Linked DNA regions of Homo sapiens: all the other regions are linked to region 4. Evidence: chromatin loops called from intact Hi-C (ENCODE). Cell type or tissue: endothelial cell of umbilical vein. All regions are shown on one strand.

Evidence for each region. A loop is a pair of places that touch in the nucleus more often than their neighbours do. Peaks named below come from ENCODE experiments on the same cell type or tissue, not always from the same donor. Only the 100,000 strongest peaks of a DNase experiment are listed, where the experiment ranks them.
Region 1: a loop joins it to region 4, with 10 times the contacts of the local background. A loop is called at or near these places in 19 of 110 quality-filtered maps.
Region 2: a loop joins it to region 4, with 2.9 times the contacts of the local background. A loop is called at or near these places in 15 of 110 quality-filtered maps.
Region 3: it touches region 4 in a loop (2.3-fold over the local background); 3 of 110 quality-filtered maps call a loop at or near these places.

Annotation. Positions count from the first base shown.
Region 1 is chr5:181,179,515-181,187,514 of GRCh38, forward strand. No RefSeq gene overlaps it. Among named protein-coding and RNA genes, the nearest start is that of TRL-AAG2-1, 4.2 kb to the right of the region's middle. RefSeq lists silencers at 4,501-4,710, 4,664-5,331 and an enhancer at 4,898-5,398. In endothelial cell of umbilical vein, CTCF peaks have their summits at 2,598 (motif pointing right) and 4,830; DNase peaks (open chromatin) are centred at 2,627 and 4,797; H3K4me3 peaks cover 932 bases; H3K27ac peaks cover 926 bases; H3K27me3 peaks cover 382 bases.
Region 2 is chr5:181,048,856-181,056,855 of GRCh38, forward strand. It overlaps BTNL9 (butyrophilin like 9), which reads left to right. Exons shown (of 11, transcript NM_152547.5): 4 at 1,233-1,514; 5 at 4,345-4,461; 6 at 4,614-4,646; 7 at 5,384-5,404; 8 at 6,578-6,598; 9 at 7,134-7,160. Among named protein-coding and RNA genes, the nearest start is that of MIR8089, 9.4 kb to the left of the region's middle. RefSeq lists an enhancer at 4,555-5,119. In endothelial cell of umbilical vein, no CTCF peak of the experiment used is centred here; no DNase peak of the experiment used is centred here; H3K4me3 peaks cover 1,012 bases; H3K27me3 peaks cover 1,882 bases.
Region 3 is chr5:181,084,958-181,092,957 of GRCh38, forward strand. No RefSeq gene overlaps it. Among named protein-coding and RNA genes, the nearest start is that of TRV-CAC1-2, 8.1 kb to the right of the region's middle. In endothelial cell of umbilical vein, a CTCF peak has its summit at 3,475; no DNase peak of the experiment used is centred here; H3K27me3 peaks cover 185 bases.
Region 4 is chr5:180,780,579-180,788,578 of GRCh38, forward strand. MGAT1 (alpha-1,3-mannosyl-glycoprotein 2-beta-N-acetylglucosaminyltransferase) reads right to left here. Exons shown (of 2, transcript NM_002406.4): 2 at 4,202-8,000. Among named protein-coding and RNA genes, the nearest start is that of MGAT1, 18 kb to the right of the region's middle. RefSeq lists enhancers at 4,457-5,368, 5,369-6,279. In endothelial cell of umbilical vein, a CTCF peak has its summit at 4,123 (motif pointing right); DNase peaks (open chromatin) are centred at 4,133, 5,023, 5,453 and 6,133; H3K27ac peaks cover 2,510 bases.

The DNA of each region.
Region 1 (8,000 bases), 400 kb after region 4:
TGTGGGTGGCTGGGGAGATCCCCTGGTTCAGGAAATGGTGATTCCAAGGGAAGTTGCTGTCTGGGTGCTGGTGCTGTCCTCCTCCTCTGTCCACCCCATATCTAATGCATTCTGAGCGCTCGCTGGGCAGTCAGTGCAGGGCGGGACAACAGTCACGTGTTGCTTCCCAAGACATACAGTCACGGGCCCCTTAACAACAAGGATGCATTCTGGGAAATGGTGATTAGGTGGCTCTTGGAAGGTGCACCTCATTTACCCCTAGGCTGGGTGGCATAGCCCATCGCTCCCACGAGTGACGTCTGTGCTACGACAGTACCACGGCTATGACATCCCTAGGCCATAGGAATTCTTCAGCTCCATCATAGTCATGGGACCACTGTCATGCACGTGTCCCTCCTTGCCTGGAAGGTTGCTGTGCAGCGCATGACGGCACTTCCATGTCAGCGGGTGCCTCGCTGGCCCATCTCCTGCCCCTGCTCACTCTGTCTGCCACCTTCCAGCAGCTCCCTGCCCTAAAGCCATCCTGATGCTGCTTTTCCGCCATTTCTTCCTCTGTGCATGTTACCCCAAACTCCACAGGGACTGCTGCTTGCTTGACATGCATTCTGGAACCTTCTGGGATCCTGTCCCAGTGCTCCCAAGGAGAAGCGGCAAGCAAGGGCCAACTCAGCCCAGGGCTGCCTCTGTCCAGGCCCTCTGTCCAGGTCGACAGGCATCTTCCCCTCCCCAGGGGGAGTGCAGGCTCCAGATGAGTTTCTGTCTCCCCAGCTGAGAACCTTTGTCTTGGTTCGGGTTGCTGTAACACAATACCATATGCCAGGCTGCTCAAACAATGACATTGATTTCTCACAGTTTCGCAGGCTGGAAGTCTAGATCAGGGTGCAGCACACTGCAGTTCTTGGTAAGGATCCTCTTCCTGATTTCTGCCCAGCTGCCTTCTCACTGTATCCCCACGAGAGAGGGAGAGGAACCAGCTCTCAGTCTCAGTTCTGTCTCCCTGTGAATCTGAGAGTGTGCTGAGGCCAGGAACCTTTGTCCCCTTAGCACCTAGACAGGATGTGGGACAGGAGTTAGGCACATAAATAAATGAATGAATGAATGGAAAGAAAATATATGATTGGTAATAATCCTTCATTGATTCAACAAGCCAACCCTGCACAGTCCTCACTCTCAGCTGGGGACATCCGTTGCAAAAGTTCAATCACCTCTGGCCCTGGCCAGTCCCAGGTGGCACCTCAGCTGTCACCAACCTGTCCCCTGACAGTGCCCTGGATGAGGCCACCAGCACCTCCCTCCTGACTCACAAGCATGGGGCTCTTCTAGCAGCCCTACTTGACTACTCTTGGATCTGTGGGGCTTTTGGTTCTCCGAAAGTCACTCACTCATTTATCAAAGGGGGACTTCATGTTCCACCTTTGACCCACAACTCTTTTGTACTATTTGCAAGACTCTGAGGCTTTTTTTTTTTTTTTTTTGAGACAGGGTTTCACTCTTTTTGCCCAGGCTGGAGTGCAGTGGCATCATCTCAGCTCACTGCAACCTCTGTCTCCCAGGTTCAAGTGATTCTCCTGCCTCAGCCTCCTGAGTAGCTGGGATTACAGGCACCCATCACCATGCCTGGCTAATTTTTTGTATTTTTAGTAGAGACGGGGTTTCACCATGTTGGTCAGGCTGGTCTTGAACTCCTAACCTCCAGTGATCCACCTGCCTCAGCCTCCCAAAGTGCTGAGATTACAGGTGTGAGCCACCACGCCCAGCCGAGTCTGAGCCCTTTTAAAGATGGGTGGCCATGGACTACCAGTCTGGTGAAAGTTATGGACTCCTTCTCAGAATAATGCTTTCTTTCTGTTTGTTTTTGGTTTTGGTTTTTTGAGACAGGGTCTTGCTCTGTTGCTAAGGCTGGAGAGCAGTGGGAAGAACCTAGCTCACTGCAGCCATGACCTCCTGGGCTGAAGGGATCCTCCCACCTCAGCCTCTCAAGTACTTGGGGCTACAGGTGCATGCCACCATTTCTGGCTAATATTTTGCATTTTTTGTAGAGATGGGGTCTCCCTATGTTGCCCTTGCTGGTCTCAAACTCCTGGCCTCAAGCGATTCAAATACCTTGGCCTCCCAAATAGCTGGAATTACAGCTGTGAGTCACACTGCCAGGACAATTACCATAATTTTTAAGTACTAATGAGCATAAGTGATATTTCAAAGTGCCTACAAGAACTATGATTTGACATGTGATATGAAAGGACCTGTGATTTCTTTGTGTTTTGCTGGTGTATGAGACAGAGTCTGCCTCTGCTGCCCAGGCTGGAGTGCAGTGGCACAACCTTGGCTCGCTGCAGCCTCCACCTCTGGGGCTCCTGCGATCCTCCCGCCTCAGCCGCATCTGTGATTTCCATTAGCAATAAAGGTCGTGTTAATTCTACTGTGGATTGCAGCCTCCTTTCTGAATGGAAAACCCTCTTTCAGTTCGTGATTAGGAAAAACATGAGTTCTGCTATTGTTCCCACCCAGATTCACAGATCCCCTGTTATCCCCGCCTCCTAGGAAAGGGAATCTTTCGGCCTTCTCGGGGCCAGGCCTTCACCTCCGCCTACAGGCAGGAGATGGCGCCAACAGCAAGAGGTTCCTTCTGACTGTGGCCTATAATTAGGTCAAGTGGCAGCATAGGTAGACGTGCAATCAGGGACTAAGTCTGCAGATGTGACTTGCATGAGGTGGGCATGACTGTGCTACGAGCATAACTAAGAACGTCTTCATCTTAGTGAGCGGGTGTTTTATGAGAGTGTGCACTAAGATGAGAAATCATCCACAGCATCCACTAAAAGAGGGTTTGGGGGCCTTAAGTCTGTGCACACATCCGCCCGCGGTGTCCGGGGAGAGAGTGCGAAGTGCCGGGTCCCTGCGAAGGTGCAGTTCCTGGAGGAGGCCCTCAGGCTCTCAGGACAGCGGATGCTGGGACTCCACATTCTCCTTCTGGTTTTCTCCTGGTCTCCTGTCACCCGTGGCAAGTGTCTCTCCTGTTGTTGTCGTTTTTATAAATAGAAACAAGGTCTCATTATGTTGCCCAGGCTGGTCTCAAACACCTGGACTCAATCAATCCACCCACCTCTCCCTCCCAAAAGTTCTGGGACTTCAGGTGTGAGCCGACGCACCCAGCCCTGTTCTATTTCTGATTATAATCCTGAGCTTTGTCCATGTGTCCCTTTAAGCTTGGCTAATGGGGCTGAGCACATAAGAAAAGGAACTACCAGACTTGGAACGCTGAGGCAGGAGGATCGCCGGAACCCAGCAGTTGCAGACCAGCCTGTACAACGTACGGAGACCCCATTTCTACTGAAACATAGAAGAATAAAAATCAGCCAGGTGTGGTGGCATATGCCTGTAGTCCCAGCTACTTGGGAGGCTGAGGTAAGAGACTCATTTGAGCCTAGGAGGTGGAGGCTGCAGTGAGCCGTGATCGCAGCACTGCGCTCCGGCCTAGGTGACAGAGGGAAACGTCTTGAACAAAAAGAAGAAAAGAAAGAAAAGGAAGTTTTCATGCCCGACGCGGTAGCATAAGGGGGCATGGGAGACCGGACGAGAGGGTGTGGCAGCGACCGCAGGGAGAGGAGACGGCGGACGCGGAACTGTGCGGGGTTGGCAGTGGGCTTGGGGGTGGCACAGCGGGGACGCGCTGGCACCGGTTTCTGAGAGGGGACATTCGGGAGAAGCTGCCTGGGGAATGGGAGGCCACGAGTTCGGGCGTGGAGACGGAGCTTCAGGGCCTGGAGAAAGGGGAGTGGAAATGACGGAGGAAGTATCCGTATCGCATCCTCGGTTTGCCCGAGAGATGTCTGTGCCGCCACGTTTACCGCAGCGCTGTTCACAATAGCCCAGATCTGCGAGCAAAGGCAGCGGCCGTCGGTGCAGGAGTGGGCGGAGGCACCGAGGTGGATGCGCAGCAGAGCACCACTCAGCCGCAAGAACACGATAATCCCGGCCGGGCGCGGGGGCTCACGCCTGTAATCCCAGCACTTTGGGAGGCCGAGGCGGGCGGATCACGAGGTCAGGAGATCGAGACCAGCCTGACCAACACGGTGAAACCCCGTCTCTACTAAAAATACAAAAATTAGCCAGGCGTGAAAAACACCAGGCGTAAAAACACACCACAGGCGCGGTGGCGGGCGCCTGTAGTCCCAGCTCCTCGGGAGGCTGAGGCAGGAGAATCGCTTGAACCTGGGAGGCGGAGCTTGCAGTGAGCGGAGATCACGCCATTGCACTCCAGCCTGGCGACAGAGCGAGACTCCATCTCAAAAAAAGAAAAAAATATATAGAATTTTGGCCCATTAACTACACTAGATATTTATTTCTCTATATAATCATTATGATGTTATACAGAGATTGAGCCACAAGGATAATCTTGCAATGGGGGGAAAAAAAAAATCTGAGTCTAAATGTTCAACAACAGTGGCTGCTTAGATATCTAGAGTTCTTCCAAACACTGGAACAATGAAAATGGTGTTGTGGGCTGTTTTCTTCTTCCCGCTGATACCAATCCTGCTGCGGTCTGGTTGTGGTATACAGGGAGTTCCGGCGGGCCCAGGTCCCCTCTCCTCCTGCAGCCCTGGGCCCGGGCTCCGCTGCGTCTGGCGCTGCAAGACCTGCGCGCCGAGATCCCGGGGCGAGGGACCCTGGGCGGCGCGATCTGCACAGCGCCGAGCCTGCATCGCGCCCCCGCCAGGACCAGAGCCGCGCCGCGGTGGAGTCCTGAGCGCCCCCGAGCGGTCACGTGTGCGGCGGCGACCCAAGAATTTGAAAGAGTCGCGGAAAACTGCACTCATCATAGAGCATCTGAAGGTTCCTAGAGGGAGCTGTGAACGGTTAACAAAAAACACGGCCATGGGGTCCCCTGGTGGCGTTTTGAAGGGCGACCCCTCCCCTACCCCAGCGCGGCCTGTGGCTCTTTGTTTACAATTTCATAAAGGCGAAAAATAAAATGTAGGAATGAGTGGCATCACAGTACCTTTGTTGAGTATTTTTTTCTTTTTCTTTTTACTATGGAATCTTTCCAGCGAAGTTAAGTACTTTTTAAAAGGCAAGTTACAAAACACAATGCAAAGTATTCTTATTAAAACATAGCTCGGGGCCGGGCGCGGTGGCTCACGCCTGTAATCCCAGCACTTTGGGAGGCTGAGGCGGGTGGATCATGACGCCAGAAGATCGAGACGATCCTGGCTAACACGGTGAAACCCCGTCTCTACTAAAAACACAAAAAAATGAGCCGGGCGTGGTGGCGGGCGCCTCTAGTCCCAGCTACTCGGGAGGCTGAGGCAGGAGAATGGCGTGAACCCGGGAGGCGGAGCTTGCAGTGAGCTGAGATCGCACCACTGCACTCCAGCCTGATCAACAGAGCGAGACTCCGTCTCAAAAACAAAAACAAAAACAAAACAAAACAAAACAAAAAAACCAAAAAACAACAAAAAAAGAGCTCGGCCAGGCGCGGTGGCTCACTCCTGCAATCCCAGCAGTTTGTGAGGCCTAGGCAAGAGGAGCTCGAGATCAACCTGGGCAATATGGCGAAACTCGTCTCTACAAAAAATACCAAAATTAGCCAGGCGTGGTGGTACGCACCCGTGGTTCTAGCTGCTCCGGAGCCTGAGGTGGGAGAATCGCTGGAGCCCAGGAGGTCGAGACTGCAGTGAGCTGTGTTTGTGCCACTACAGTCCAACCTGGGTGACAGAGCAAGACCCCGTTTGAAAAATAAATAAATATGTAAATGTAAATAAGTAAATAACATAGCTTGTCGAGCTGAGTAGGGTGGCACACGCCTGTAATCCCAGCTACTCAGGAGGCTGAGGCGGGAGGATGGATCGAGCACAGGAGGTTGAGCCCAGGTTGGGCTAAACTGCGTAAACCACCCCCAACCCCTGCCTCAAAAATATATATATATAAATATAAGACAAATAAGTTAAAGTATCCATGAAAATAGTCTTAAAAGCTCTAAAACAAAATAATAGCAATATGTGTGGCATGGTTGAGGACGCTTTTTATGTTCTTTAAGCTCATTTACTCTACTTTTTCTTCTTAGGTGTGTCTAATTATTCCACAGTGAGCACATGTTAATGAAAAAGGTTTAGTGTCTAAACGTAGAAATAGGAAATCCTCCGGAACTGAAAGAACAGGCTGGAGGGGACCGAACAGAGCCTGGCACGTGCTCCAGGAGCGCCTCGGGGGCTGAGCGCTGGTAGAGGCGGCCTCTGTCTCCCGATCACTCTGCAACACAACGGGATGCCCACCTAGCCTGAGGATGCCAAGTGGACACAGGAAGCCAGCGTGGCCACACAGCAATGAGGAAGCACAGGACCCCTCATCCCCTCCCAGGGGCTTCTTTCAACAAGTTACAAATACAAAGACAGGTAAGGAACTTGGAAAGGCGTTTCTGCTGGGAGGCTCTACCGTATTTGGTTCTCTGGCCTGAAACTGTCATAGAGAGAACTCGAAGGTGGCCCCTAAGATTCCCACCCGGCGCACACGCCCTGTAGACCACCTGCCTATGAGTGAACGTGATGGCATGTCACTCCCACAACCATGCCACATTTTACGGAACAAAGGATTGCGCAGCTGTGATTGAGGTTCCTGGTCAGTTGATTTTGATAAATCAAAAGGGAGATTATCCTGGGTGGGCCTGACTTAATCAGGTGAGCCCTTTAAAAGAAGGTGGAGTTCCAGAAACACCGTGCACCGCTGGCCTCAAGGAAAGGGGCCTCTGGTTGCCAAGAGTGGCCCTCAGCTGACAGCCAACAAGCAAACAGGAGATTTCAGTCCCACAGCCACAAAGAAATGCATTTTGTCAACAACCAGGGAGGCTGGAAGAGAACCCCCCTGCCTCAGATGAGGCTGCAGCAATGGCCAACATTGTGATGTCACCTGCTGCGGTATCAGTAGAAGATCTTGCTAACTTGTACTCCACAAAAAGCGAGATAATAAATCTGTGCTGTCTTAAGACACTAAGTGTGTGGTAATTTGTTACACACCAGTAAAATCTAAAACAATAGCCTTTCCAACTAAGAAAGTCATGTTTTAAGAAACAATTTTCATACAGATATATCTGTACTGTGTAAAGATTTCATATGTACAGAGATCTTAAGTGCGCATGGAATTGAATACACGTGTGTACCTATCATCCAGATCGAAAAGGAACATTTCCAGCATTACAAAAAATTCCTCATGTCCCTTGCAAGTCAGTACCTGCACCTCCTTCTCCCAAGTGACAGGATTTTTAACTTCTGTCACCATAGATTAGTTTGGCTCGTGTGTGAATGTCATATGTGGAATCAATAGAATGCAGATCGTTGGTGTCTGGCTGCATTTGCTCAACATTGATGACGGTGAAATCCGTCCATGCTGTTTGCAGCAGTAAGCTCATTATCAGTGTTATAATAATCCCATATAAGACTATATATATAATAAAAAAATAAAATAAAATAAGACTGTACACAATTTTATTTATCCAATGTGAAGATGGTGGGCATTTGGACTGTTTCCATAAGTGAGTTATTATGAATGAAGTTGCTAAGAACGTTTCTGCTCATGACTCATAAAGTCAATACATACTCTCAGTTTGTTGTCTGCTTTGTTGTTGTTGGGGCTTTTTGTTTGTTTTGTTTTGTTTTTGTTTGATTGGTTTTGGTACAGGGTCTTGCTCTGTCACCTAGGCTGGAGTGCAGTGGGGCGATCTCGGCTCACTGCAGCCTCGACCTCCTGGGCTCAGCTTCCTGAGTAGCTAGGACTATGGTCACACACCATCACGCCCGGCTAATGTTTACATCTTTTGTAGAGACAGGGTTTCGCCATGTTGCCCAGGCTGGGGTTTTTTGCTTGTTTTTCTTTAGGTTTTTATTTTATTTTATTTTTCATTGTATTTGTTTTTGATTTTTTGAAGTGAGAGTGTCGAAGTCTTCCCCTGCTCTGGAGTGCATTCCCCAAAGAGGGTGGCTTTATGACTGGCCTTCCTAAAGCAGATC
Region 2 (8,000 bases), 270 kb after region 4:
TATATAATTATATTAGTTATATAATATATCATATATATGATATATAAATATATATAATATAAAAATAATATATATTATATAATATATATAATATATAATATATTGAGTAACAAAATTACTCATAGTGAGAGAAAGGCAAATCAAAGCTATGTCAAAATGCAATTTTTTTTTAACTGTCAGACTAGCAAAATTTCAAAAGCTCTTCCATGTACTGTTAATGGAGCTATGGAGAAGAAAGCTGTCTTATACTATGTTAGTGGAATTCAAAGTTGGAAAGCTCCCGGACAGGGAAATTTGGTAATACTTAAGAGGACTAGCTGTGTGGCTACCCTCTGACACAGCAATCCCACCTCCAGGAACTTACTCCACCTCCGATACCTCCAATATGAAAAAAGCATATGTATGAGTTTAATCTTTGTAAAGCTTTTTAAAAACAATTGCAAAATAGTGGAAACCACCTAAATGTCCAAGCATAAAAGCTGAGTATGCTCTATCCACCCAATGGAGTAATCTGTATTATGCATCTGAAACAATGATGAGGTGGTCTCTGAATGGATGCAGAGTGATTTCTAGTATTGTTAAGAGAGAAAAGTAAGATGCAAGGTTCGATAACATACACTTGCTTTGTAAGAAAGAAGGAGAAACATTGCAAAAGGGAACATAGGAAGGATAAACTAGAAGCTGATGAGATTGGCCGCTGAGGGTGAGGTGTGATGACGGGAAGGATGGCGCTTTTTTCCTGATACACATTTCTGTACAGCATTGGCATTTATGCCACATTAATGTTTTGCATACTCAAAATATAATGCTAGTTCCACAAGGATGGAGAGATAAGGGAGTGTGTATAATGCAGGCACTAGAGCTCTGGGGGAATTCAAGAGAAGGAGAAGAGTCACAACTCTAATTATTAGAATTTAGGGTGCTGCTATTCTTCATTCTAGGGAAACTGTCCCTTGCCTAACATGATTAAATGCCAGGAGCCCTTCCCCACCCAATGACCCCCTTCACATTTCCAAATGTCCCTCAGGGGCATTACTGTCCCCACATGCTACCACTGATTTAGACTGTCATTTCCCGTCCATGGGCGGGGAGCGCCAAGCCCACACACGTCTTAATAGCAGTCACACTTCATGATGCTTTATGGTGACTGCAAATGCTGAACAGTGGCAGGAATGTTATGCGTGATTTCTCAGAAGAAGCCTGACCTTTCCCACTCCTCCTGCCTCCACCAGGGCTGGGCTCAGACCCTCACCTCTCCCTTGAGGGCTTCAAGGAAGGAGGCATTCAGCTGAGGCTCAGATCCAGTGGCTGGTACCCCAAGCCTAAGGTTCAGTGGAGAGACCACCAGGGACAGTGCCTGCCTCCAGAGTTTGAAGCCATCGTCTGGGATGCCCAGGACCTGTTCAGTCTGGAAACATCTGTGGTTGTCCGAGCGGGAGCCCTCAGCAATGTGTCCGTCTCCATCCAGAATCTCCTCTTGAGCCAGAAGAAAGAGTTGGTGGTCCAGATAGCAGGTCAGTGGCTGTTAGCTCACACCCATCTTCCTAGTCCTCATGTGTACATACACATTGGCCCAAAGGCAGTCTATAAAGACACAATGGTACTGCGCCTGTCTGCATATAGGGTGTGTTGGCCTTGACACCTGAAAAGTCAGCACCTTGGATATTAGGAACACACTAAGAACGCTACTGAGAACCCAAACAGTCAGTGAGAGAGGCCCCAGAGAGCCCGCCTTTCTGTGCCTAAGGCCATACACTAAAACCCATCAACTCTGCTCATCAGAGGCATCATGGGAGCCAATAGATTCGTAATGCTGTCTCTCAAACAGTATGTATTGAGTTTCCACAACGTGACCCCAGTCCCTACCCTCAGGTCCCCATGCCAGTGGGGGATACAGACAATAAGCAAAAGAAGTGCATCCTGTCACATCACGTTAGAAGGTGGTAGGTGCAGCCGGGTGCAGTGGCTCACGCCTGTAATCCCAGCACTTTGGGAGGCCAAGGCGGGTGGATCATGAGGTCAGGAGTTCAAGACCAGCCTGGCCAAGATGGTGAATCCCCATCTCTACTAAAATTACAAAAATTAGCCCGGCATAGTGGCAGGCGCCTGTAATCCCAGCTACTCGGGAGGCTGAGGCAGGAGAATCGCTTGAACCGGGGGGCAGAGGTTGCAGTGAGCCGAGATCTGCACTCCAGCCTGGGCAACAGAGCGAGAATCCGTCTCAAAAAAAAAACAAAAAAAAAAAAAACAAGAAGAAGGTGGTAGGTGCCGTAGAGAAAAATGAAGCAGGCTGAAAGCAGTGAGGCATGTCCACAGATTACAAAAGGCACGTCCAGGAAGTGGGCGTGTAGGCAGTGAGCTGAAGGCAAGGTCATTATTAAAGTCTTATTATGAGGCAGCCACTGAAGGGTTTCAAGTTCATGGTTCTAATTGTTTTACATTTTAAGGACAAACCCAACATACGGGCCACTTTTCACACGAGTCCAAATCAAAAGCTATTTTATTATAACAGAAAAAAACTCCCCCTTTGATATAGTCAGTCAGATACAAGCCAATGCACACATGTTCTCAAGATAAATGATAACTTGTCTGCAAGTAGGAGGACCTGGCAACACCGCTTACCACAGCAGTTCTAAATTCCGTGGGAATTGGGATGGCCATCTGTGTGAGCCAACTGTCTTTAACCAAAGGAAAAATCAAGCATGTGATACGTCTAGGGCATACAACTTGGAGCCACGCAGCTAAGCTAAACTCCCATGAGACAGGGATCTCCACGGCAGTGCTCTCTCTTTTATGTTTACATTTCAAACAAGTGGCCCTTAAGGAAAACATTATTGGGTTGTAAAGAAAGAACTGATATATTTTCTAAGGAAAATGAACTAAGAGAGGGGAAGAGGAAAGAGTCTCTCTTTTTGCACCAGGAAAAACCCAATATTTTCTTTTTAGCTTTTAATATAAATCTTAATTTATATTATTGATATTTATTATGAAACAAGTTTATATAAAAATTTTTAGATGGGTAAATGTTTGCATGCGCGGACCCCTCTACAGAGGGCGTGACTCACATGGATACCTTTGGGAAGGCATTCTGGTGGCGGGAAGGGCAAAGCCAGGGGCCTGAGAGGGAAACTGCCGGCTGCTGGCAGAACAGCGAGGAGGCCAGAGGGTCGAGGGGGAGGGTCACAGGTCAGAGAGACAGTCCGCCCTGAGCCCTTGCCCTTGACCCCAGGCCATTGCTTCAGACACCATCTGTTGTGAGGACCAATCCATTGTGACCCAGTGTTTTTGTACCATACAATAAAAATGCACTGCTAGAAAAACAAAATTAAAAACCACAGTCCACTGATGTCACTTATAAGCCAGACACACAGAACAAATGCCGTCTGATTCCACGGATGTGGGATTACCTAGAGGAGTCAAGTCCACAGGGATGGAGAGTATACGGAGGGCGCCAGGGGCTTGGGCGTGGGAAGAGGAATTACTGTTTAATAAGTACAGAGTTTCAGTTTTGAAAGATGAAGAAACTTCTGGAGATGGGCGGGGGTGATGGTTGCACACGACATGGTGAATGCACTTAATGCCCCTGAACTGTACACTTAAAAATGGTTAAGATGGGAAAGGTTGTTACGTATATTTTACTACAATAAAAAGAACATTTTTTAAAGATCTGAGATAAAAGCACCATTTTCTAATAACTAGATGACACAGACAGAAAGTTACTCTATTCAACCGCCACAGGGTTTGCGAAGGGCCGGTGGGTTCTGCGCGTCCCTGCGCCGCTGGTGCTGTCGGCGCTGCCCCCGGCCACGTCCTGCCTGCGGGCGGGTCCTCCCTGGGGAGCCGGGAGGGACGTGGGAGCTGCGAGGCCGCGCGCACGTGGTTCGGTTCTCACTTCTTCCAAAAGCGTGGTAAGAACCGAGGGAGAAGCCGGATGTTTGCAAACAAGCGAGGAGACGACTTGCGGACCAGACGGCGCGGGTGCGAGCAGGAGCTCCCCGGACATCCGCCGCCAGCCAAGCCCCTGGGACCCTCCCGCCTGCGGACGCGGGGCGAGGGCGGGAAGACGCGGGGCGAGGGCGGCGCTGCGGCCGCAGAAGCCTCGAGCCGGGCTGGGGCGCGGTTCCCTCCCGCACGCCCCGCGGCGCGCCCCCGCCCCCTCCGCCGCGCGCGCCCCCGCCCCCTCCGCCGCGCGCGCTCCCGCTCCACGCCCGTTTCCCAGGCGGCTGCGGTGGCGCCCGGAGAAGGTCCCGCGGGAGGTTTCCCGGCACGCGGCGGGCAGGCCGGTCTCGCCTCTCGGTGCTCAGCGGCGCCTGGACCGACACGGCCCCCGCGGGTGTTTTCCAGACGTGTTCGTACCCGGAGCCTCTGCGTGGAAGAGCGCGTTCGTCGCGACCCTGCCGCTGCTGTTGGTCCTCGCGGCGCTGGCGCTGGGCGTCCTCCGGAAGCAGCGGAGAAGCCGAGGTACCGGCGCGGGCGGCGGGGCGGGGAGGGGCACCGGCCGGTGCTGAACCCCGGGGCCGCGGAGGCGCCTCCCCCCAGGACGCGGCGCGGGAAGGCGGCCTGGAAGGGGCGGGGGCGCGCACTCAGCCCTCTCCGCTCCCGTTTCCCTTCAGAAAAGCTGAGGAAGCAGGCGGAGAAGAGACAAGGTGAGCGGGGACAGGGCGTTCTGCACGCACCTGCCCAAGTGCCAAAACCCGCCGTCATCTAAAGGCTGTGGGTCCCGTTACGAGGGTTTATTCCAGCGCGAGGTGTCAGGGCGGCCACCGGGGAACGGGGATCGGTGACCCCGGTGGGGAAGGGGGAAGATCGTTCATATGGACAAAAGCGGAGGTGCGGAACGGCTGCATTTTCCACGGAGGCTAGTGCACAGATGTCAGGGTTGACCGGCTGCTGTCGTTACGCCCTCGGAGCTTCACATCACACTGTACAGAGGGAGCGGTGACCAGGGTCTCTGCTGCCAGCGCCACCTCGTCCAGGTTTTCATAGCGCACAGGGAGTCGGGCGGATGCGCAACATCTCCGCACAGGGTCAGGAAGCGGCGGTCAGGCACCGAGAAAACAGCCCAGTTACGTGAGGCAGTGTCCGGGGCTTAACGTTTCCGCCGAGCTAATAGATTTGGGAGGCTCCGACCCTGATTTTCACACTAGCAGGAGGGAGGGCGCTGGGTCACCCTCCTATGCAGAAGGGCAGCCAAGGGTGCGCACTTCCCCATCCCCTGCCTGGAGCCTCACTTCCAGCCCAGCCTGGGCCCGCAGACCACCGCGGGTGGGAGTGCCGCATCGGAGGTGAGGCCTCAGTGTTCACCCATCTGTTCTGTCTGCCTCATTCCCCAACCTGAGAGTCTTTCCCCTTTTCTTCATCTTTTTTTTTTTTTTTTCTCTAGAGAAACTCACTGCAGAGCTGGGTAAGTTCTGGGTGCGGGGCCACAGTGCTGCCTGTCAGCCGGACCCTGTGCCTGTGCAGTGGGAGGAGGGGCTCCCTTTGGACAGCGGCTGGCAACTATCTAATTCTAAACCATCCCTGTGAGCCTCCACCTCTTCCCTTGCTAAGGGGCTGAAAGGATGGCTGCCTGCCACCGTGCAGCTGCCCGAGACCCTCTGCACAGACCCTGCCAGCTCCTCCCCTGCAAATTAGACAATTCAGTTAAAATTCATCATAAAACGTTTACTGTCTCCGGTTCATCTTCTTAAAATATCCTTTTCTTTTTAATGCAAATGGCACTAGGAAGGGTGGCACCTTTAATTTGCACCAAAATGGAAATAATTTCTCAGATCCACTTTTCTCCCCAGAGGGACTCAGAGACGTGAAACCATGGGATGTGTCTCTGTAGAGAGGAAGAGAGAGTGAACCCAAGGGAGGGGGAATGGAGGAAAAGGCCATCATGGTGTTGGGGTTGGGGGGGCAATTCAGATGAAACTGTAAGGTTGGGAAAGCTTGTCTGGCAGTCTACCTCGCCCTTCAAGGGGAATGAGAAAAACATAGCCCTAATAAGTCATTAAGGCTATAGTCTGAATTGTAAGTCATAACACTATAGCATGAATGCCTCTCCCAGGAGCATTTACTTTTGAAAGAGCTTGACATTGGGTGGACAGATCAAAGGAATGCATTTTTAGTAGCAAAATGTTGGAGTCCTTGGTAATTATTTGGGGAAATAATTGGGTGTGATGTCCTTCCAGTCCTTCAGATAACGCACCCGGTGAGTGACCGTGAGGCTCACGTAGGCGGCCCTCAGTGCCTGCACTTAGGCGGGAGCTCCGCCCCAGGAAGCTTGTGATTTCAGGCAGAAGGAACAACCCCAACCCTGGGAAGAGGCCTGTCAGTACTAAGATCTGGTATCCCTTCTAGGCTGTGTGCAGATTTCCACCTTTGAGCTAAGATAGGATGAGGCATAAGAGTCCTGCAGATGGGCCTCTTTTTGAGGGCAATGAAGGGGCAAAGAGGAAGCTGTAAAAAAAAAAAAATGAAGCTGTGATTAGCAGTGGCTTAAGACTAAGGAAGCTCTTCCCAGTGGCCTGTCTTGGGAAGATGGTTCCACCCACCTGCAGGCTGAAGTTTTCTTTGTGTGTTCTGCTTGCAGAAAAGCTTCAGACAGAGCTTGGTAAGTGACCCCTCTTAGAACTATTTCTCCTCAGGGCCGGGTCCAGTGGCTCACACCTGTAATCCCAGTACTTTGGGAGGCCGAGGCGGGTGGATCACGAGGTCAGGAGATCGAGACCAGCCTGGCTAACACAGTGAAACCCCGTCTCTTCTAAAAATACAAAAAATTAGCCCGGCGTGGCGGCATGTGCCTGTAGTCCCAGCTACATGGGAGGCTGAGGCAGGAGAAGGGCGTGAACCCGGGAAGCGGAGCTTGCAGTGAGCCGAGATGGCGCCACTGCACTCCAGCCTGGGCGACAGAGCGAGACTCTGTCTCAAAAAAAAAAAGAACTATTTCTCCTCATTCATCATTTTGCATCTGATTCCCCATATATCTTCTTCTCATCTCCCAACCAGGTATGATGCCCAGGCAGGACCCCTGCTGGCTATGTGGGTGGTGGGGGGTGCGGGACAGGGTGGGTGCAAGATGTGATGTGTGAGCAGGGAAGCTTGGGGTCCTGATGTGCTAATTTCCTGTTTTCCCTTGGTTGCTTCAGACTGGAGACGGGCTGAAGGCCAGGCTGGTGAGTGGAACCCATCTCTCTCTGACTCCTCCTCATTTATATCTGAGCACCCCAGTCCAACTCACCTGATTAACCAATCAGGCTTCATTCTGGTTGCATTCCGTGGCCTCACACAGCATGTGTTAATCTATGTCACTGGGTAGAGGTCATACTCTGTCCTGAGGACTAAGTGTACTGCAAACCACTAGTTCCAATCCTGGTTACATATCAGAGTTACCTCGACTCCTGGTGCCCATCCTCCAAGACTCAGACTCATGGTTCTGGCATGAGTGTGTTGCTGTACATGTAAATACTTCTCTGCATACCTCCCTCTATTCACCCATAATGCAGACAGTCTAATGTATATATTTTGTATATATTCTTGCAAAATGTGAATATCGATGTATGCATATGCATCTTAGTTCATGTAAGTGACATTTATGGTTCTGTGATGTTCCTTGCTTTTCCCGTATGCATCATCATGCTTTAATATCCATCGCTGCCACTCGTGTGCATTCAGTCTGTTTTTCCTCCTTACTGCAGAGTGCTTCGTTTTAGCCAGCCACCCTCCTGGAGAAGGTATCCAGGCTGCCTCTAACTCCACAACAACACTGAATGCATAGTCTCAAACGTGTTGCCTTACGGCGCTGTGTGGAGATTTCTCTGGGGTATATAACTAGGAGGGGGACTGCTGGCCCATGGTGGGTATGTCCACTAAGGGGATAGTGGGATCCCAGGAAGGCAGTGTCGTTATCCTGCCACCAGCCATGCAGTGAGATTCCATGTGCCCACATCTCATGTGAACCAGCATTCCAAGTTTGCCAATCAGTGGGGATAAGTGATGGCTCATTGTTCTTTAGG
Region 3 (8,000 bases), 300 kb after region 4:
TGCGGGCTCGGAACCGGGGGGGTGAAGGGTGCACAACGCGACAGGATCCCTACCTGAGCGGGGGACCGAGTGGGGACAGAGAGGGTCCTGGGAGGACGAGAGGCCTGAAGAACGAGGAGTTAGCTCAATGTGGAGAAAGCGCCAGGGACAGGGAAATGCAATCAGTGCCGGGGAGGCAGGAAATGCAGAAAGAAGCTGAAGTCACAGCAAGGCTGGACTACGAAGGTCTGTGAACCACACGAAGGAAGCCAGGCATTCCCTCAAGGGCAACAGGAGACCATGGAAGACTGGCCACACCCGCAGTTCAAATCAGACTTTGACTTTTGAGCACTCTTTCAGAATACAGAAGTTAGAACACGGACGGGCTGGATGTAAAAAATTGAGTGTGGGGAGATGGGTTAGGTCATTTCTCAGGCTTGGCAACAGGGGGTAGTGGCTTGGAGAGGGTGGCAAGAGAAACTAGTATGTCTAAGCGGCGTTGCAAGCCTAACCCGCACACAAGAGGCCCCTGCTGCTCCCTCCCCCAGCCCGCCCGCTCCTCACCCTTGTGGGTAACGGTAACGCACGTCATTCTTCCCATTGCTCAGGACACACACGGCCCTGGTATCACCCTTAACGCCTTTGTCACACCCCAATCTAGACTGTCAGCAAATTCTGCCAGCTTTACCCTCCAAATGAGTTCAGGAGGCCACTTCTTATCACCGGGTCCAAGACACCATCATTTGCACCTGGATTGCAGCACTAGCTCCCACCTGGTCTCCCAGCCCACCTCAGGCTAAATCCACTTTGATGTACCCTTAGAGCTTGTGGGATCCCTGACACCTTAAGCCTCTGTAGAATAAAGCAGAATGGCCATCACCTCATCCCAAAACCATTCAGGATGCGCGCTGGTCAGTGCTGCCCAGATTTACACTGGGGAGTTGGAGAATTCTGTTTGAGCACAGCAAAAGCCCTGTCCCTTGGCTCAAGTGGAACGTGTACTCAAATGCTACTCTGGGCGCCATTCTACTGCCTTCTTGCCACCCTGAGGATGTTCAGCTGGTTTTACAGCCACGTGGAACTCTATACTGAATCCCAGCACGTTCTTCTCCAATTTAAACCACTTTCACCAGGGATTCTGTTTCTGCTTTCAAATGGGGCCCTGTCCCGCCCCAAGGGCTGTCACTGACATGTTTTATTTGCAGGCTCGGCATCTCCTCCAGACTGTGGAGCGGGATGGGCCCCCTCCAGCAGGGCGCTGAGCCACTGTGTGAGTTGACCAGTCACAAAAATACAGCTACCTGTGCTCCCCCACCAGCTCACTCCCCCACCTCCCCCACACACAGGCAGGAAAGGCAAACATTAACTCAGGGCCCACTGAGTTCCAGGCACTGGGCACCAAGACAAAGCTGCTGTCAAGGAGCTCCAGCCACAGAAAGACGGCAAGAAATTCAGTAGGCAAGGCTCCAGGACAGGTGGCGGGTGGGAACAGCCAGGGTGGGCACAGCTTGGGAAGCCCCAGCAGCAGGCGGCACTCAAGCCTGGTCTTCACACTTAGATATCACGTGAGATCTTGTCATAAACACAGATCCCAGGCTGCACCCCAGATACTTATTCAGGCGGTCTGCGGTGGAGTCCTGGAACCCGCAAGTGTAACAGGGCCTGGGTGAGTCTGACTCAGGTGGACTCTGTTAGAAGCTGCAGGGAGAAGAGAGGGGCTGAGAGTCATCACCACTGCACATTTCCTCACAGTTCTGGGGAGCTGGGGGCAGCGGGGGGAAGTGCGGGAGTGTAGACAGGGAAGAAAGAACAAGGCCAAAGGGCAGCCCTGCTCGACAGAGGTCCGGATGTGGAGCCACGGTCTCTGGCATTATGTGCTAGTGAGGATATTGTGTGCCTCCCAGTGAAGACTCAGTGAGTGGCACCTGATCCTCCCATCACTTTTCTGGAGCAGATTATTGCTTCTTTCAGCCCACTCAGTTCTCCATTTGCACCTGTTTTCCAGCTGCAATGCAACACGAGGCTCCCTGACTTCCAAATCCAGTCTTCCACTCCAAAACGGCCTTACTCAGCGCCCCCGCCAGCTGCTGCTCTTTGAGCTACAAGGACTCCTGCCCGTGTCGGTCCTGGGGGATCAGTGCTAAGGGCTAGTATTTACTTATCTATTGTTAAATCTGCTGTATGGAGTTTCAGAACAAGAATCAGAAAATCTCAGGAGCTGCCAGGGCCAGACGATGGGCTTGAGGTCAGAGAACTGTTGGGTGTCAAACCCCAGGGAACAGACTCTCCCTTCCCCTTTTCTTCCCTCCCCTCCATTGGAGATTTTTCTGCCCCAAGAAAAAGAGCTGAGAAAGATGCCCACTGCCCCTGCTAGTCAGCAGCGGCAGTAGAGCTCTGCGTCCAGTAAGTGGAAGGTAAGATAAAGGCAAGGGAGACTCGGCCCTGGAGTGTGTACCCAGAATGCAGGATGAGGTCTGTGCTGTTGGAGCAGTGTGGGCCGATTACAAAGAGAGCAGGAGCAGGGACAGCAGGAGGGTGGGATGGATATCACCAAGTAGAAGCCTTGAGGAGATGTGAGGGCTGAAGGCCAAGGACAAGAAACTGGCCGCGGGTGCTGGGAAGAGGTCACAAGACAGAAGAACGTGGTTTTGTACTTCCCTTAGCTCTTACTTGACGTAATGTGTGATGACTGGGCTTTTCTCTCCGTTTGATGCACTGGTATTTTGATAAACAGATATTATGTTCAAGTACCAATCTTTGTGATTTCTTCGTTAATTTAGAAATGACCTTTTAGATCATTCACTTAGAATGATCTTCACCTATCAACTGAAGGTGAACATAGGCCTCAGCTTATTTGCTTACTACAAATTCTTTATTTTTTATAAGAGGTCTGTTTCTGGCTGGGTGCATTGGCTCACACTTGAAATCTCACTTTGGGAGGCCAAGGCAGAAAGATTGCTGGAGGCCAGGGGTTCAAGACTAGCCTGGGCAACGTAAGGAGACGGCCCCCACCCCATCCCTATCTCTACAACACATTAAAAAAAAAATTATCTGGGCTTGGTAGCACACTAGAAATCCCCCGGAGTCCCAGCTACTTGGGAGGCTGAGGCAGGAGAACCACTTACAGCCAGGAGTTTGAGACCCGTGTGGGCAATATAGTGAGACTTTGTCTCTGAAAAATAAAAATGAAGAGGGCTGCTTCTTCTCTAAATAGTAAGCACATTATTTTATTATTCATCATGCTGAAAAATACTGGAAAAGAGAAAAGCACCCCTGACAATTCAAACCTGGCCTGGAGCTCTCAGCCAGGCTTTCCACTAGGAACATAAAACGCTCCACAGGAGCGCACCAAACACCAGACAATGCCACTCTGTAATTGTGATGAAATGAGGAAAAAACAAGATAATCTGTAATCTTTTCTGAGCACCGACAGAAACAAGGTCACTGTGCTAGCCACAAGAATATTAATACCGCAAATCCCTCCCCTGGCTAATGTGAATGGCTCTGGTCTGCCCCTGCTGGACGGGACTTATCGCCACAGCCATTGTAGAATCAGCCCTGCTTCTCAGGAGCGGGCAACCTAAGCAAAGCTCTGCGTCCTTCAATGCTCCCCAAGATCACTAACAAGAGTGCTAACCCCATGCTCAGTGTCCTCTAACGCTCTCTTACGGAGATGACCCACAGTTCCCATGGGGCGAGTTCTTCCTCACCGCAACAAGGAACAGACCCAACTTGTATCACTCAGTATTATATAATGAATGATAATGGCATCACTCAGTATTATATAATGAATGATAACGGCATCACTCAGTATTATATAATGAATGATAATGCTATCACTCAGTATTATATAATGAATGATAACGGCATCACTCAGTATTATATAATGAATGATAACGGCGTCACTCAGTATTATATAATGAATGATAACGGCGTCACTCAGTATTATATAATGAATGATAACGGCGTCACTCAGTATTATATAATGAATGATAACGGCGTCACTCAGTATTATATAATGAATGATAACGGCGTCACTCAGTATTATATAATGAATGATAACGGCGTCACTCAGTATTATATAATGAATGATAACGGCGTCACTCAGTATTATATAATGAATGATAACGGCGTCACTCAGTATTATATAATGAATGATAACGGCGTCACTCAGTATTATATAATGAATGATAACGGCGTCACTCAGTATTATATAATGAATGATAACGGCGTCACTCAGTATTATATAATGAATGATAATGCTATCACTCAGTATTATATAATGATAACGGCGTCACTCAGTATTATATAATGAATGATAACGGCGTCACTCAGTATTATATAATGAATGATAACGGCGTCACTCAGTATTATATAATGAATGATAACGGCGTCACTCAGTATTATATAATGAATGATAACGGCGTCACTCAGTATTATATAATGAATGATAACGGCGTCACTCAGTATTATATAATGAATGATAACGGCGTCACTCAGTATTATATAATGAATGATAACGGCGTCACTCAGTATTATATAATGAATGATAACGGCGTCACTCAGTATTATATAATGAATGATAACGGCGTCACTCAGTATTATATAATGAATGATAACGGCGTCACTCAGTATTATATAATGAATGATAACGGCGTCACTCAGTATTATATAATGAATGATAACGGCGTCACTCAGTATTATATAATGAATGATAACGGCGTCACTCAGTATTATATAATGAATGATAACGGCGTCACTCAGTATTATATAATGAATGATAACGGCGTCACTCAGTATTATATAATGAATGATAACGGCGTCACTCAGTATTATATAATGAATGATAACGGCGTCACTCAGTATTATATAATGAATGATAACGGCGTCACTCAGTATTATATAATGAATGATAACGGCGTCACTCAGTATTATATAATGAATGATAACGGCGTCACTCAGTATTATATAATGAATGATAACGGCGTCACTCAGTATTATATAATGAATGATAACGGCGTCACTCAGTATTATATAATGAATGATAACGGCGTCACTCAGTATTATATAATGAATGATAACGGCGTCACTCAGTATTATATAATGAATGATAACGGCGTCACTCAGTATTATATAATGAATGATAACGGCGTCACTCAGTATTATATAATGAATGATAACGGCGTCACTCAGTATTATATAATGAATGATAACGGCGTCACTCAGTATTATATAATGAATGATAACGGCGTCACTCAGTATTATATAATGAATGATAACGGCGTCACTATTATATAATGAATGATAACGGCGTCACTCAGTATTATATAATGAATGATAACGGCATCACTCAGTATTATATAATGAATGATAACGGCATCACTCAGTATTATATAATGAATGATAACGGCATCACTCAGTATTATATAATGAATGATAACGGCATCACTCAGTATTATATAATGAATGATAACGGCATCACTCAGTATTATATAATGAATGATAATGCTATCACTCAGTATTATATAATGAATGATAACGGCGTCACTCAGTATTATATAATGAATGATAACGGCGTCACTCAGTATTATATAATGAATGATAACGGCGTCACTCAGTATTATATAATGAATGATAACGGCGTCACTCAGTATTATATAATGAATGATAACGGCGTCACTCAGTATTATATAATGAATGATAACGGCGTCACTCAGTATTATATAATGAATGATAACGGCGTCACTCAGTATTATATAATGAATGATAACGGCGTCACTCAGTATTATATAATGAATGATAACGGCGTCACTCAGTATTATATAATGAATGATAACGGCGTCACTCAGTATTATATAATGAATGATAACGGCGTCACTCAGTATTATATAATGAATGATAACGGCGTCACTCAGTATTATATAATGAATGATAACGGCGTCACTCAGTATTATATAATGAATGATAACGGCGTCACTCAGTATTATATAATGAATGATAACGGCGTCACTCAGTATTATATAATGAATGATAACGGCGTCACTATTATATAATGAATGATAACGGCGTCACTCAGTATTATATAATGAATGATAACGGCGTCACTCAGTATTATATAATGAATGATAACGGCATCACTCAGTATTATATAATGAATGATAACGGCATCACTCAGTATTATATAATGAATGATAACGGCATCACTCAGTATTATATAATGAATGATAATGGCATCACTCAGTATTATATAATGAATGATAATGCTATCACTCAGTATTATATAATGAATGATAACGGCGTCACTCAGTATTATATAATGAATGATAACGGCGTCACTCAGTATTATATAATGAATGATAACGGCGTCACTCAGTATTATATAATGAATGATAACGGCGTCACTCAGTATTATATAATGAATGATAACGGCGTCACTCAGTATTATATAATGAATGATAACGGCGTCACTCAGTATTATATAATGAATGATAACGGCGTCACTCAGTATTATATAATGAATGATAACGGCGTCACTCAGTATTATATAATGAATGATAACGGCGTCACTCAGTATTATATAATGAATGATAACGGCGTCACTCAGTATTATATAATGAATGATAACGGCGTCACTCAGTATTATATAATGAATGATAATGGCGTCACTCAGTATTATATAATGAATGATAATGGCGTCACTCAGTATTATATAATGAATGATAATGGTATCGTTCAGTATTAGAGAACTGCAAGTTAAAACAATGAGATTTCACTACATGTTAAAATTTGCAGTTACAGGTGTGTTGCAGGCAGCCTCTGGCAAGAATCCAACAATGCTTTATTATTATTATTTTCGAGACGGGGTCTCTGTCACCCGGGTTGGAGTGCAGTGGTATGATCACAGCTCACTGCAGCCTTTGCCTTCTGGGCTCACATGATCCTCCCACCTCAGCACCCCCGAGTATTGGGACTACAGGCATGTGCCACCACACCTGGCCAATTTTTGTAGTTTTTGTAAAGACGAGGTTTTGCCATGTTGCCCAGGTTGGTCTTGAACTCCTGGGCTCAAACGACCCACCCACTTCAACCTCCCAAAGTGTTGAAATTACAAGCATGAGCCACCGTGCCCAAGCTATGCTTTCTTATTCTAGGATCCTGCGTGTTCTTGTTTCTAGTTTTCCAACATATTTTTTGGTTATATATTCCAGCGTTGGCATCATAGCTCACCTGACATCTATTTCCTCCTCCACATCAGGCACAGGGCTGGAGCTTGGGATATGAGTGTAAAAGGGAAGACAAGAACCCTCCCTCATAACAAACTTCTCCAGGGTTGTTGCATGGAGAAGGAGATAGACGAGGGCATGGGAGGCCTACTTGTAAAAACTGCCAAAAAATATGAAAAACCCTCTCGTGTGCCCCTCCCCACACATCTGTGCCAACGAAACCTGTTAAAGCTCTGGCATGAGGGAGGTAGGTCCACCCAATGCTCCCATCATCTCAGGGCCCTGCTCACCCCACCCCTGGCCCTCCTGAGGTCTGTCCCTTGGTGCTGAGACCTTGCCCCAACTAGGGAAAGTGCCTGTGGTCAGACTTCCAGTTTCTGGCCCACCACAGAAGGAGCCTGGAAGTCGTCACTTGGTCCTAACAACACGTAAAAAGCTGAACAGACTGAAAAAACCAACAACTCTTCTTAGATCCAGAGAAATGAGGTCACAGGGCAAAGCACTGCCTCCCAAGTATGAGAGGCAGACAGGCAGACACAAAGAATCACGACTTACCAGAGCAGAAACTCATGGGCGCCAAAGCCACGGCAGGAAGACGGAACAGTAGCTGAAGAATTGCTGGAGGTTCCCTGTAGACGAGTCTGAGAGTTGAAATCTCCAGGGGGCCTCAGTCATAGGGGGCCCTACACCGTAATGCATTTCACCTCCAGCTCTGCCAGGTTCTCCGTGAAGATCCCAGAATAATCCCCTCCTAATTACAGTAGGGGGAGGGGAAATGTAGCCATTTTGAAACACACC
Region 4 (8,000 bases):
GGTGCTGGGCACGGTGGCTCACGCCTGTAATACCAGCACTGTGGGAGGCTGACACAGGAAGATCGCTGGAGCCTAGAAGTTTGGGACCAGCCTGAGCAACATAGCAAGACCTGGTCTCTACAAGTTTTTTTTAAAAAATTAGCCAGGCACGGTGGTATGCACCTGTGGTCCCAGCTACTCAGGAAGCTGAAGTGGGAGAATCATTGGAGCCCCAGAGGTTTAGGCTGCAGTGAGCCGAGACTGTGCCACTGCACTCCAGCCTGGGTGACAGAGAAGGACACTGTCTAAAAAAAGAAAATGAGAGAGAGAGAGAGAGAGAGAGATGACTGGGATCTTTCTCATTGCCCCAAATTTTGTGAAGGAGAAACAAAGTATATCCTTTTTATGAAAATGGTAGGCCGGGTGCAGTGGCTCATGCCTGTAATCTCAGCACTTAAGGAGGCCAAGGTGGGTGGATCACCTGAGGTCAGGAGTTTGAGACTAGCCTGGCTAACATAGTGAAACCCCATCTCTACTAAAAATACAAAAATTAGCCAGTCTTGGTGGCACATGCCTGTAATCCCAGCTATTCAGGAAGCTGAGGCAGGAGAATCGTTTGAACCCGGGAGGTGGAGGTTGCAGTGAGCTGAGATCGCACCACCTGCACTCTAGCCTGGGTGACAGAGCAAGACTCCATCTCAAAAAAAAAAAAAAAAGAAAAAGAAAAAAATGATAGAGGCTTCCTTATACAAATATGGATACATGAATATGCTATTTGCAATGAGGCGTAAATTGATAGCTTGAAAAAAGAGCAAGAGTAAAATGAAATGCCCCAGAGACCCCAGGAGGTGGAAAGTACAACAGGACAAGGTGTGTGTGCTGTTATGACATAGAGATGCATGTACTGGCTTTCATCCATGGTTGCTGGTTGGTAACTCCCACATTCCTTGTTGCTGGCCATTTTTTCTTTTTCCTTTTTTTCAGCTGAGGGAATTTAGCCAATCCAGAGGCCTTGTTCCCCATAATTTGGAACTTTTCTCTGGATTTGATCAAGTCGGGTAGAGTTGGTCAAACCTAATGGGAAAGAGACCAAAACAACAAAAACAGAAACTAACAAATTTTTAAAAAGCAGTTAATCAAAACAAACAAATGATCACACAATTTATATTATTACTGAGCACTCTAATGGTAAGGAGGAATTAAGACCAACTGGTTGTTCATCTTAACTTTAGTGATTAAGGAGAATTTCCAAGACAAAACCCCCATTCAGCTACTTACCTAGGAATGAGACCTGGCTAAAGACTGTGCTCTACTGAGGGAGAAGACCACCCCTCATATTGTCTCATGCCCAATTTCTGCCTCCAAAGAAAGAAGAAGTAAAAATGAAAAGGCAGAAATGAAATCCACAAGCAGACAGCCCGGCGCCACACCCCGGGCCTGGTAGTTAAAGATCGAGCCCCGGCCTACTCGATTATGTTATCTGTAGATTCCAGACATTGTATGGAAAAGCACTGTGAAAACCCTTGTCCTGTTCTGTTCCAATCTGATTACCGGTGCATGCAGCCCCCAGTCGTGTACCCGCTGGTTGCACAATCGATCACGACCCTCTCACGTGGACCCCCTTAGAGTTGTGAGCCCTTAAAAGGGACAAGAATTGCTCACTAGGGGAGCTCAGCTCTTCAGACAGGAGTCTTGCCAATGCTCCTGGCTGAATAAACCCCTTCCTTCTTTAACTCGGTGTCTGAGGAGTTTTGTCTGCGGCTGGTCCTGCTACACTACTATCCTAGAAGTAGGAAAAAACTCAAACTTGCTTTCCCTGTTGGAAGTGGGCTGAAATTCCACAAAGGAGTTGCCTGCACCCCATTATCATGGAAGCAGGAAAACTCTCCCTCCTTGTTGAAAGTGAATAAAACTCCAGAAAAAGAGTTTCACAGCAGAATAATCCTTAAACCTCAACCAGATTTTGGAAGATCAGGGATTCTCTGGAGACAGGAGCTCCCAGGGCTCAGCAAATTGTCCAACTGATTTGAGCAATAAAGGTAGCTCAAGCTGGCACCAAGTACCCGTAGGAGATTTGCCAAAGGTCAGGGGTAGCTCCACTCAGAATCCCTTCATGGTTACCATGTAAACCAAACAGTATCTGAGACAGAGCTCAGTCAATTTAGAAGTTTATTTTGCCAATGTTAAGGACATGCACCCAGGACCCAAGTCTGTGCCTTTCTCCAAAGATGATTTTGAGGGCTTCAATATTTAAAGGAAAAAGGGCAGGTATTGCAGAAAGAGGAAGACATTTTTAAAAGGTGTGGGTAGATAAAAGGCAAGTGGTTGCCTTCTTTTGAGCCTTTGATCAGCCGTCCACATGTAAGGGAGGCAAAGGAATAGTCAGCTAGCTGGGGTGAATCTGCACTTTCACATAAGATAAAGTAGGGCAGAGGAAGCAATCACATATGCATTTGTCTCAGGTGAGCAAAGAAATGGCTGAGTTCTTTCCTTTGTCCCATCACTGCGAAGATAGACTATCAATTTACATTGTCAGGGTGGAATTCAACAGAACACTTTTAGGGTAAAGATCTTGCCCACAAGGGCAAATTGTGAGGGAGGCATGTAGCTTTTTTATTTGTGAATGGAAGGCAGGTTTGTGTGACACAGTTCCCAGCTTGATCTGTCCCTTCGGCTTAGTGATTTTGAGGTCCCAAGTTGTATTTTCTCTTCACAATATGTGTACGTATATTGGTTTATGTATTGGTTTTCAACCCAGGGTTCCTGGCTCATAATTCCCACAGCCCTTGTTACAGTCTTTTGTTACAGTGTTGGGTGAGTCAGGCCTCAGGGGCAGGACTCTGACCTTCCACTGCCCTGAGGCAGGACTCAAGGCCCTCCCATGAGAGGGTCCCATCCTATACCCTGGGGGAAGGAATGCTAAAGTCATGAAGCTTCCATAAAAAACCAAGGGGACTGGGCCGAACACGTGGAGGCCGACAGGAGGGTGAAGAACTCGTCCACATGCCGGGAGGGTGGGGCACCCCAGCTCCACGGCAACAGAAGCTCCTGTGCTTCCAGGCCTCACCCTATGTACCTCTTCGTCTGGCTAATTATCCATATCCTTTAAAATATCCTTCTTAGTAAACTGATTCTCTGTGAGCAACTCCCCCAGATTAATCAAACTCAAAGAGGGGGTTGTGGGAACCCCAACTTGAACCCAGTTGGTCAGAAGTTCTGGAGGCCCCAACATTCGATTGGTGGGGTGGGGCAAGGATGAGTCTTGGGGATGGAGCCCTCAACCTGTGGGATCTGGCACTATCTCCAGGTAGACAGGGTTGGAACTGATTGGAGGACACCTGGCTGACGTCCACCGCTTGGGAGTGGGGAGAGGTCCCCACACGTTTGGTCACAGAAGTCTTCTTCTGTGTAGATGATTGTTGCAGTGTGAGAGCGGAGGGAAAACATGGTTTCAGGAGAGTCTTCCCTCACACTATGTGATTGGAGCAAAAGGACAAGAAAGATGAACTGAAGGACAAAGGAGAATTTAGGGAGAATCAGGGGCATCGGTTCAGCTGAGGGAGGGGCGTTGGAACCACAGCTGCATGCTGTCTAACTGGGGTGGAGAACTGCTAGGGCTTGGCCTGGAGCCAGGCGGGCATCAGGGCAGGCTCCAATTCAAGGGAGCAATATGACAAGGACAGGGAAGTCACACTTGATATTTCAGGTGAGGCCTCACCCAAGATTTTGATTTTTTTTTTTTGAGAGGAGTCTCGCACTGTCTCCCAGGCTGGAGTGCAGCGGTGTGATCTCGGCTCACTGCAAGCTCCGCCTCCCGGGTTCACCCATTCTCCTGCCTCAGCCCCCCGAGTAGCTGGGACTACAGGCGCCCTTCACCACGACCAGCTAATTTTTTGTATTTTTAGTAGAGACGGGGTTTCACCGTGTTAGCCAGGATGGTCTCGATCTCCTGACCTCGTGATCCACCCACCTCAGCCTCCCAAAGTGCTGGGATTACAGGCGAGAGCCACCGCACCCGGCCAGATTTTGATTTTTAAAAACCCAGGTATGAGGCCATCAGGCTCTGTTCTGCAGTTTCAGAACCAACTGGCTTGATTCATTCATAAGGAGGCCGAGGACTCCCAGCTGTCAGTAGAGGGCAGCCGTGCCCAATGAAGACCAAGTTCAGGTCAGAAGCTTGCTCAGCAAGCCAAGAACCAAAGATAGTTAATCTGGGCAGGGCGGTTATGTATGAATTTTATTTTCCTTTTATTTTTCAATGTTTTTAGGTAGTTACACGATAAGCACATATTACTTATATACGAAAAAAGTTATTTAAAAAACAATATTCATTCTTTACCTTTCTATCAAGTGGTACAGAAAATTATACGGTATATATTTGCCGTGTGGCAAAATATTCCTCGTTGGATCATGTCAGTGGAAAGAGTATGGTTCTTCTTTGTATTAGTCTTTCAACTTCCCTGTGAGTTTGAATATTTTCATAATAAAAACTTGAAAAACAGAATATAAAATTGAAAAAAAGTTTTGGAAGGAAAAAATATTCCCATCCTTTAATTCAAGAACATCTACGTAAATAATAGAACCAGTCTCCTAGATGACACTGCTCCCCACCCTTGGATGCTGATGAGTAAATGTTTTAAAATTCTATTCTCAAAATATTTGTTCAAACATTCCATTCTGGTCACATAAAATCTTCCACCGTTTCAAGGACAGAACACAGTATCCGAGAGTTCTGGTTTCTACTGTTGCTCAGCAAACTCCCGCAGAACTCAGCAGCTTAAAATACCCGTTTCACATTGCCCACCATTTGTGAGTCAGAAATTCAGGCAGCCCTCGGCTGGGCAGTAGTTGCTTAGGGCATCCCATGTGGTTGTGTTAGATGCTGGCCAGGGATGTCCTCACGGCCCCTGTGGGTGACGGTGGCCATGGGTGACGGTGGCCGTGGGCCACTCCCCAGAACCCTCCAGCAAGGGGCTCAGGGTAGTCAGATGTCTTCCATGAACTCCCTGGAGCTCAAGGCCCCAAGTGTGCCTGTTCTAGCAAGAACCAGGAAGAGGCTGTCTCCCTGCCATGACCTAATCTAGCAGCCACACAGCCCCATTCCGCTGCCAGCGTCCTGCAGGCCCCTCCTCAGGGAAGGCCCTCGGTGAAGAGTGAGGCCTGATCGCCGCTCACCTACTCCTGATCCTGAAAGGTTTTGCCCTTTTCCTAAATAGAAACTCTGAAAAGTAATCAAACAGTATTTCCAAAGGAGGCTTTTGGCAGGCTTGCCTCATTGCCCTTGCAGGGAAGGCTGCCTGTCTCTAGCCATCTTCCTCTTCTTACAGCTGTGCTGAGACGTTTTTGGCTGGGGCAGGGCTGCTGCACTGAGGGTGCATCCCACCTCCTGCAGGGAAGGCAGCCAGACCACATTCCAGTGAGTGGAACGTGAGGGAAGGCTGTCTGCCCACTGCTTTTGTTCCATAAAGAATGAGGCTTGCCCTCCCTTCCCCTCTCCTGCTTCCTGGTAGCTGAACCAGGGCAGCATTTGCTGTGAGCTGGGAGCCATGTGTTGAAGACGGCGGAACAACAAAAGTGAAGACAAAAAAGAAAACTGCATCACTGGCATGTGCCCTTGTCAGTCAGCACTTCCGGGGCTGTGTGTGGCCTTCAGGAATTTCAGTTTTCATGCATGACCCTGAGAAGACTCAGCCCCCTGCCACAGTAGGACAGGTTTCTCAAACAACCCACTAGGGTTAGGGGCCCGCAGGTTTCATTCTGCCCCTCTCCAGGTCAGGGTTCCTAATGCACTCCCCCCAAAGCTCCCCATCACCCTGCCCTCTCCAAATCCTCGTCACTGTCACAAGCTTGGTCTTCCAGGCACCGTGTATGGCCGTGGTCCCTGTAGTCGCCCATACAATCACTCCCTTCTTAGTAACAGGAATCTTAATTTGATTCAGCTTCAGAAATACTTTTTCCAGCCTCTTTTGCTGACAGGGGTGCCTGTGTGATCCAGTTCTACCCAGGGAATTGTGACCCAGCGCTCTGTGAGCTTCCAAGAGAGGAGGAGGCAGCTGCCATCCACCCTTTACCTTCTTCCTTCCTCCTTCTTCCTAAAACGTGTGCTGGCTGGAGCTCCCGCAGCCAAGGAATGAGACCTGACCTCGTGCTAAGAAGAGTGAGACTGAGACCTGAGAAGGAGCCTGGGCCCTGACGGTGGAGGAACCCCCACACCAGCCTGCACCATCGACCTCTCATTTCCGTCCGGCGCTGGGATCCAGGCTTCCTGCTCTGCAACTGAATCCATTCTGACACACTGTCTTACAGTTCTGGTATAAAGGGTCAGACTTCAAGTTAGCCAAGGGAGGCAGTGGGGGAAAGTAACAGCCTTGGCACTACCCGGCCCCCTTTCTATCAACTGCCCCCGCTCTGCCCGCTCCAGACACATGTGGAGGGGGATTAAGTGTCGAGGGAGCCAAGGTGAACAGCAGGAAAAGGAAAGCAGTGGAGACAGAGATTTCCACCAGGCTTTACTCACAATGCAGCCATACGGATTAATCCCACAGCCACCACAGAAGGTTGTGTTACCCCCGCCTCACAGGAAGAGGCTCTGGCAGGAAGAACAGCTGGACCCGAGTCAGACACGCAGGTCACGGGCCCAGAGCAGGGCCGGCCCAGGCCCACCGCACTCTATGACATCGGCCACCAGGCTGGTCTCCAGGAAATAGGGCCCTGGTGTCTACTTCCTAAACTCCCTGTGAATTGCCAGGGGCCAGAATGTGGGTAGGTGGGAGAACAGATGGAGGCTGAAGGACCTCTGGTGGCAAAACACTGACCTCTACAGAGGTCTCATCAGAAAGCCTGAAATCCCACGTTAGATATTTCAGAAAGAGGGCAAGCTTCTGTTCTATACATTTGTATGTTATTTAAAGTTACACAGCCAGACAAATATGTACATAACACTATGGGTTTTGGTGGTAAATGTTTTATCTATGCATATTATGTATAGATGTGAGGAAGACGTCTGGAAGGATACACCACCCACGCGTAAACACACGTTAAGGGAGCGTGTGCAGTATGTTGTATCTAAAATGAACATGTAATACGAAAAGCCAGTAGCTGGTATTTGTAAAGGGGTGCTCTGTATCTAACCCTCTAAATGCCCCCCACCTCCCACCCTCTTGGCCTGCTCTGAGGGCTTCGTCTCCGTTTCCCTGGCCCCTCAGCCTTGGCAGGCTTCTCATGCAGGGCCCAGTGAAGGCTCAGGAGGGCCTTGGCCAGACTCCATCAGACATTTGTCTCCACTGGGGGCGACTTGATCCACAAATGAGATCCCACCAGTGACCCAGGTAAGAGGATTGCAAAGGCCAAGAGGCTTGAGGAGGGAAGGCTGCCCGGAAGGCAGTCTGTCCTGGAGACAGAGTGAGCAGGAACCCACAGTGAGAGCAGGAGTGGCAGGAGGTGGTCACAGCTGGAGGCAGAAGCAGGAATGCAGCAGCAGCAGCAGCCAGGCGCAAGGCAGCTCTGTAAACCTGCAAACTCGAGGCTGGCTGAACTCTACAGCATTGACTAACACGGGGCTTTTCCATCTGGCATTTCCACTTGCTTTGGTATCCACAGGCGCTTCCGGGCCCGGGGGCAGCCGCCACGCACACACGCATGCCACCTGAGCAAGCCTTGATGGGTGAATACCAGGAGACCCCTGAAGGTGCTCCTTGCTTCAGGAGCCTGAGAACCCAGTCTTTCGTCTTGTAAGGGGGTCCTCTGGCACCGCAGGCCCCAAACTCTACTCCTCCCGCCATCTCTCCTGGACCTCCCCGAGCCACGCAGCCCCCTCTTCCTCTCCACCCTCACAGGAGACCGCCGGTGCCTGGCCTGAGAATCCAAGTGCAGCTGGGGAATGGCCTGGAAGAGGCCGTAAAGGCTGGAATGGAACAGTCCAGCCTCACACAGTGGCTAACAGCACAGAGTTCATTCCAATCCGGCTCTCCCTCAACCATCTGTGTGACCTTGGGCAACTTCACCTCTGTGTGCCTGCTTCC